Linked DNA regions of Homo sapiens: region 2 is linked to region 1. A link is a contact called in ENCODE Hi-C or POLR2A ChIA-PET data. All regions are on one chromosome and are shown on one strand. The core of a region is the stretch at or near the end of the contact, and the rest is flanking DNA. Distances in the headings are between cores, read along the strand shown.

The links. Hi-C counts contacts between places; a loop is a spot of excess contacts on that map. ChIA-PET counts read pairs that join two places held with the same protein, here RNA polymerase II (POLR2A). Pooled maps may share reads with other maps.
Region 2: a loop to region 1 is called in a pooled map, with 6 times the contacts of the local background. The contact joins two enhancer-like sites. A Hi-C loop is called at or near these places in 1 of 37 single-sample maps with no recorded cell type and 2 of 50 pooled maps. POLR2A ChIA-PET finds 5 or more read pairs at or near these places in 1 of 52 experiments (GM10248).

Annotation. Positions count from the first base shown.
Region 1 is chr18:3,176,274-3,179,867 of GRCh38, forward strand. The region is part of intron 5 of MYOM1 (myomesin 1); the gene reads right to left. Among named protein-coding and RNA genes, the nearest start is that of MYOM1, 42 kb to the right of the region's middle. RefSeq lists enhancers at 1,527-1,646, 1,667-2,056. Within about 2 kb of position 1,823, at least 14 of the 41 ENCODE cell types and tissues checked have a DNase peak (open chromatin) inside an H3K27ac peak, as active enhancers do.
Region 2 is chr18:3,399,661-3,403,786 of GRCh38, forward strand. No RefSeq gene overlaps it. Among named protein-coding and RNA genes, the nearest start is that of TGIF1, 48 kb to the right of the region's middle. Within about 2 kb of position 1,516, at least 3 of the 41 ENCODE cell types and tissues checked have a DNase peak (open chromatin) inside an H3K27ac peak, as active enhancers do.

The DNA.
Region 1 (3,594 bases), core at 573-3,072:
AAATCATATTGGCTTACGTGAAGTGCACCAGCAATACATCACACTTCTTGATGAAGTGCTTTCCCCTCCTCTATAAACTTACATGAAAAATGTTGACGATTCACAGCAATATGGCTGAATATCATGTAACATAGTTACCGAAAAAAGCCAGTTACAAAACAGTGCACAGCAGAATGATTGCTTTTATATAGAATACAAAAACAAAAAACTAATTAATGCTACTAGAAATCAGTAGTGTGTTGGGACGCAAGAAGGAGGCTTCTTGGGTGTCAATAATGTTTATTGATTTGGGTGTCAGTTACATGGGTGTGTGCAATCTACAAAAATTCACTAAAGCAATTCATTTGTAAAAGTGTGCAGTCTTTGGGAAGCCGAGGCGGGCAAATCACTTGAGGTCAGGAGTTTGAGACCAGCCTGGCCAACGTGGTGAAATACCATCTCTACTAGTAATACTAAAAATTAGCCAGGCATGGTAGCACACACCTGTAATCCCAGCTACTCAGGAGGCTCAGGCACAAGAATTGTTTGAACCCAGGAGGCGGAGGTTGCAGTGAGCTGAGATTGTGCCACTGCACTCCAGCCTGGGCGACGGAGTGAGACTCCATCTCGAAAAAAAAAAATTTGCAGTATATAATATGCACACTTTTTGTGTGCATGTTATATTATAATTTAAAAGGTTTTAGGCCAGGCATGGTGGCTTATGCATGTAATTCCTGTAATCCCAGCACTTTGGGAGGCTGAAGTGGAAGAATCACTTGAGGCCAGGAGTTTGTGACCAGCCTGGGCAATAAGCAAGACCCTGAATCTACAAAAACTACAAAAAATTAGCTGAGTGTAAACCTGTAGTCCCAACTACTTTGGAGGCTGCAGTGGGAGAATAGCTTGAGCCTGAGAGGCTGAGGCTGCAGTGAGCTATGATCGCACCACTGCACTCCAGCCTGGGCAACAGAGTGAGACCGTGTCTTAAAATAAATAAAACAAACAAACAAATAAGCTTTTTAAAAATAAATAAAACAAATAAATACATAAATAAGCTTTTTAAAAAGTTGACCACTATTGATGTAACAGAGAGGAAGGCTTTCTGTTGGGGGTTTTATTGCTGGCTATCTGTGTAGGATGAGAGCAAAACATTCTTCCTGCTAACATTCTTGCATGTTGTTAGAAGCAATATCATTATTATTATTATTATTATTATTATTATTATTATTATTATTTGAGACAGAGTTTCACTCTTGTTGCCCAGGCTGGAGTGCAATGGCATCATCTTGGCTCACTGCAAACTCCACCTCCCGGGTTCAAGTGATTCTCCTGCCTCAGCCTCCCCAGTAGCTGGGATTACAGGCACCGGCCACTACGCCTGGCTAGTTTTTTGTATTTTTAGTACAGATGGGGTTTCACCATGTTGGTCAGGCTGATCTCGAACCCCTGACCTCAGGTCATCCACCTGCCTTGACCTCCCAAAGTGCTGGGATTACAGGTGTGAGCCACTATGCTCGGCCTGCAATATCATTGTATTGAACGATCATTATATTTAAGTGTTTTATTCAATGTCATAAACAAACATGGCTCTTGCCTTGGAAGAATTTATAATATAAATCATGAAAGGAAACTTCTGACAAGTAAGAGCTGAAAGCCTCCCTTTTTCTGACTGTTCCATATCTGGTTAAGCCTCACAGCCCTCGGAGAGTGGACTACGCAGGCGGGCCTCTCCCTGGGACCCTGTCTTCTGGGTCTGTACGTGGCGCCTGGATTCTTCACCACTTCCTCATGTTCTCAGTAGCCAGTGGCTATGGTGCTGGACCAGGCTTTTCTACTTAAACCATTTTCTGCCCAAAAGAGGAACTGGGTTTCACTTGTTTCCCTTTCAGACAGCCCACTTCGCACGCACAGATGACGTCAATAACCCTGATTAACATAGCTGACACAGAGAATTGACTATGAGCCAGGCAATGCTCTAAGCGCTTTATGCATACATTGGTAAGTTCAGTTCTCACAACCACCGTATGAGATAGTGCTGTTTTTAACCTCATTTTCCAGATGAAGAAACCAAGGCATGGGGGTTTCAGGAACTTGCCCAGTCACACAGCCAGGAACAGCAGAGGAGGGATTTGAACCGGCAGCCTGGCTGCTGACCCACATGATGCTTCCATTTTCCAATTGTTCTGTCTGCATTTCATTTCTTCAGACTTGTGGACACGATCATAAGGAGGTTTGGGAGTAGGGAACATGATGGAAAGGGAGAGGAAGGAAGAATACTGGCTTCAGTCAGCTCCTTCCTTTCCCCAGCTCTCTCTCTCACATACACATACACCCCTCCGTCCCTAAAGCACGTTATTCATTTTCTACACTTAAAACAAACAAACACTCTCCTCCATATAACAGAACCCGAACTCATCCTTCAAGATTCAGATCAAATGCAACTTCTTCAATAAACTCTTCCCTAAAATATGACACAGTATGAATCGTTCCTGCCTCTCTGCATCAGGGTTCCTTGCTTCAAGTTACTAAATATAACATTTATCAAAATTATGGTTGGATATGTGTCTCTTCTATTATGTTGCCAAACCTTTGAGGTTGGGATTGTGTCTGATCCACATTTACTTTTTTTTTTTGAGACAGTGTCTCGCTCTGTCTCCCATGCTGGAGTGCAATGGTGTGATTATAGCTCCCTGCAACCTCCACCTCCCAGGCTCGAGCAATCTTCCCACCTCAGACTACCAAGTAGCTGGGACTACAAGTGTGCACCACCACACTCAGCTAATTTTTTCTATTTTTTGTAGAGACAGGCTCTTGCTATGTTGCCTATGCTGGTCTTAAACTCCTGGGCTCAAGCAATCCTCCCACCTCGGCCTCCCAAAATGCTAGGATTACAGCCATGAGCCACTGTGCCTGGCCTGATCCACATTTACTTCTATTCCTACTCCTGAGGAAGAATGAGTCATGGGCAAACAGCAGGCGCTCAGAATTGGTTAAATTTGGTTGAACAGAATTAGCACGTAATGCAATAGATTAATTGTAGCTTCATAATTTTTTGTCTGAGAGAACAGAGTTCTGACAAGCATATATGTCATGATATGGATGATTTTATTTTAAATAAATAGCGATGAGGTCTCACTATGTTGCTCAAGTTGGTCTCAAATTCCTGGGCTCAAGCGATCCCCCTGCCTCAGCCTCCCAAAGTTGGATGATTTTAAATAAATGCACACGAAGAAAGTAAGTTGACAGTCTCAGTTCCCTCAGATGTGAAATGGAGAGGGTGGGACTGGCTTAAGAATCGCAGCTGTGTGGCAGGTGCAGCAACATAACCTTCTCCAAACACAGAAGACCCTGCAAGTTGATGCAGTGCTATTTCCTGCCAGCAGCTTCAGACAGCTGTCTCAACATGGCTCGAGCAGACAGGACTATCTGATCAGAGATGGCCTGGAAAAAGAAATCCACTGGCCACTTCTAATCTCCCGCATTCCCCGTTTAGATGAAGTACAGGGTAGAACATGTTAATTGGCATGCTCTTCTTCTATAATTGGTTTAGGTAATTTCACACTGGACTCAAGCTCACTCTGGCTCTGCTCTTTCTTGTGCTGGAGGGTTTTCAGT
Region 2 (4,126 bases), core at 266-2,765, 220 kb after region 1:
CTTGTAACAGTGTATATTTGCACACAGTTGTGTAAGTCCTTACTTTTTTTTAACAATTGTTCTCACTTATTTCTTACAAAACCCCAAAAGCACTTTGAGGCTGGTATTATTCTCCTCCTTCTACAGGTGAGATAACTAAAGTTCTGAGAGCTTAGGTGACTTGTCAAAGGTCACTTAGCCAACACGTAACACAGCCAGCACTAGAATCCAAATTCAATGAGTGGTCTTATGTCATGGAACCTCTGGAGGCCAGAAAAAGTCCCTATTCTTTGGGATCTCTCATGTCACTAATATGGTAATACAGAATCCATAAGAGATCTTAAATAGATATTGTTGAAAGATTTCAGTAACAGAGACTGGGCACAGTGGCTCACGCCTGTAATCCCAGCACTTTGGGAGGCTGAGGCAGGTGTATCAACTGATGTCAGAAGTTTGAGATCAGCCTGGCCAACACGGTGAAACCCCGTCTCTACTAAAAATAGAAAAATTAGCCAGGCATGATGGTGGGTGCCTGTAATCCCCAGCTACTCGGGAGGCTGAGGCAGGAGAATCGCTTGAACCTGGGAGGCTGAGGTTGCAGTGAGTTGAGATCACACCATTGCACTGCAGTCTGGGTGACAAGAGTGAAACTCTGTCTCAAAAAAAAAAAAATTTCAGTAGCAGAAAGAATTTTAAAGTGCTAGTTTAAAACTGGAGTGGTGCCTGTATTCTGAAGTAGAAGCTTGGAAGATATTTTTATTTTGTTCTAGAAGGGAACTTTTCTGAGCCCTTTCAGTTCATCTTTCTTAAGGATAGCTAGCGGTTGAATAATCTGAATGCACATATTTCAGACTGAGATGGTAGGTGTTGTTTAATAATATAATGCTGTCATTAATATAACTTTCAATAATGTAAAGGTACAGAATGTTGTGGTTTGAATGTGCCCCTCAAACTTCACATGTTGGAAATTTAATCCCCCAATTCAAATGCTGATTGGAGATGAGTCCTTTCAGAGGCAATTAGGATTAGAGGAGGTCATCAGGGTGGGGGACCCACAACAGGACTGGTGGCTACATGAGAAGAGGAAGAGAAGCCTCAGGTGACACTCACCCTCTTGCCCTCTCACCATGTGATGCTCTCTTTCATGTTATCATGTAGCAAGAAGGCCCTTAATCAGAGGCTGGTGCAATGCTCTTGGACTTTCCAGCCTCTAGAACTATAAGAAATAAGTTTCTTTTCTTTATAAATTACCAGTCTTAGGTATTCAGTTAAAGCAACAAAAAATGGACTAAGGCAGGGAGTGTCTTTGTCTTGAGCAGAGATTTTCTTTATAATTTCTACAAGATTTTTGCTTCTTATACCTGAAAGTAGTAGAAGTGAGGGAGATGAAAAGGAGGAACTGAGCCTGAACAACAAAGTGGTAGGCTGAGGATGGAAAACAGATGGCCCAAGGGGATTTCAACTGAAGGAGTGTGGCCAACGGGTGGCACTAGCAGTGATAATAGATATCCAGATTTAAGGTTCCCTTTTCTGCAGAACAGTTCCTTTGTGTCCATCTCTACCCATGTAAAGTCTTAAACATGGCAGCCTTGCCTTCCATCCTTTGAAAAATAAGGCCCAGGGCTCTGCACCTAGTGTAGGAGGGGAAGAGGTGACGGAGAAGGGTAGCAGGCTGAAAAATAGTTATGAAACAGCCAGAGGTGAATGGCAGAGAAGCCTTGAGGTGTGGGGAGTATAAGATCTGAGACAAGATAACCAGAATGAAAGTGTGAAGAGGATGGCCAGGCATGGTGACTCACGCCTGTAATCCCAGCATCTTGGGAGGCCAAGGCAGGTGGATCACCTGAGATCAGGAGTTCAAGACCAGCCTGGCCAACATGGCAAAACCCCATCTCTACTAAAAAGACAAAAATTTGCCAGGCGTGTTGGTGGGTGCCTGTAATCCCAGCTACTCTGGAGGCTGAGGCAGGAGAATCACTTGAACCTGGAAGGTGGAGGTTGCACTGAGCTGAGATCATGCTACTGCACTCCAGCCTGGGCAACAGAATGAGACTCTGTCTCAAAAAGAAAAAAAAAAAAAGAAAATGTCAAAAAGAGAAGCAACCCTCACCTACCTTGAAGGAGACTCAGAAACGGCTGTGGAGGAAATTGGACTTGCTGCAGACAAGTAGGGTGGGAGTTTCAGCTGCTTTGTATAGGCTTTAAATAGACGTGTTCCCTTGGCCACATACACACACCCAAGTTCATACATATGCCCACAAGCATGTTGAAAGCTGGAGGACCCGGGGAACATTCAGGTTACTTTTGTTAAATACATGAACTACCATATATCCTGAATCTTAGAAGAGAAATGTATATAACCAGAAAATGATATTACCTTATACTCAGACTGTCTTTGTGGGTGATGGGGGACAGTGATTGATAGTAAGTGAAGGGAAATGAAACCATACAAGTAACAGAACTGCAACTAGAGGGAAAATTATTTATTCAAGCCATATGTAAATATGTGCCTTTTTGAAAGTACAGCTTTGTCACTCCTAATGGTTTTAGACATCTGAGAGGGGCCCTGTGCTATAGCCCAGAGAGATCACTGTTTCGACCCGGGGAATTCAGGTTCTATTGACATTCATTTTTATAAGGAATACAGTAGATATCTGAGTAACAAAAAACAGTCTGTAATTATTTACATACATGAAATAATCCTGTTTGTATATTTGAAATAACTGCTATCTATTAACAGAAAGAAAATATTAGTATACAGTAGGTACATCCAGTCATAATGGGCAGTTTGACATTTCTGGAAGAGCCATCTGCAATAAAACAATAGTATTGTAAATATTTGCAAGACAATAATTAAACTCAGCACTGAGGTGAACTCCACACTGATTTTAGTTATTGTTTTTCTTCAGATTCTACAAAGAGTGAAGTACTCCAAAGAAATCTTTACATTCTAAAAAGATCTAGTTTTTATCATGATGCATTGTTTTAATACTCTAAAACTACTTGTCTGTGAGACTATGCTTTTTAGGAATGAATGTGATTCTGTTACTTCTAATGTGATGACAGTAACTCCTGGGTACATTTTAATCTTTGCAATATTTTAACTCAAAATAAAAACCATCCACTAGTGTGAAATATTTCAATGACATGATTCCAATACAGATTCAAGATGAAAACATCAGGTTTCCTTCAAAAGGAATTTTACTCTCCTTTTAGGAAATTGTGTAGGTATTTATATGAGTTAATTTTGAGAATTTTTAGCTAATCATACATTTATTCATCAGTAAGTGATTGAAATCGAGTCCTTTTAGACAAGGAAACCCAATTAAGATGGTGTGGTGGTTGAACTGGGTCCCCTCAAAAAACATATGTTGAAATCCTAATCTCCAGAACCTCAGAATGTGACCTTATTTGGAAATAGGATCATTGAAGATCTAATTAGTTAACATGAGATCATACTGGAATGGGGAGGCCTCCTAATCCACTATGATTGGTACAGGATGATAACCATGTGAAGACAGACACACACAGGAAGAATGTCATGTGACCATGTGACCACAGAGGTAGTGATTAGAGTTATGCAGCTACAAGCCAAGCACTGCTTGTGACACCAGAAACTAAGAGAAAGGCATGCACAGATTCTCCCTAGAGCTTTTGAGAGAGCATGGCCCTACCAACGCATTAATTTCAGACTTCCAGCCTCCAGAAGTATGAGATGATAAATTCCTGTGTTCTGAAGCCACCCAGCTGTGATATTTTGCTATCACAACCCTGGGGAATAAAAACAGATGGGAACAGATGTACCCACCTGTCTTTGTGTCTATGACATAGTACAAAGGGCATAGGCTTTGGGGTCCAGCAGAAATGGAAATTAACCCCAACCCAGTCAATTCTTTCCTATGTGACTTTACACAGGGTAATTAGGGTAGCCGATTTCCTCAGCAACATGATAGAAATAAGATCTTCATAAGATACAGGCATGGTGGTGCATGCCTGTAATCCCAGCTATTCAGGAGGCTGAGGCAGGAGGATAATTTGAGCCCATGAGTTAGAGACCAACCTGAGCAACATAGCAAGACTCCATCTCAAAAAAAAAAAAAAAAAAAAAAAAGATTGTTGAAGGCATCAATTGGTGATTGGTGAATAT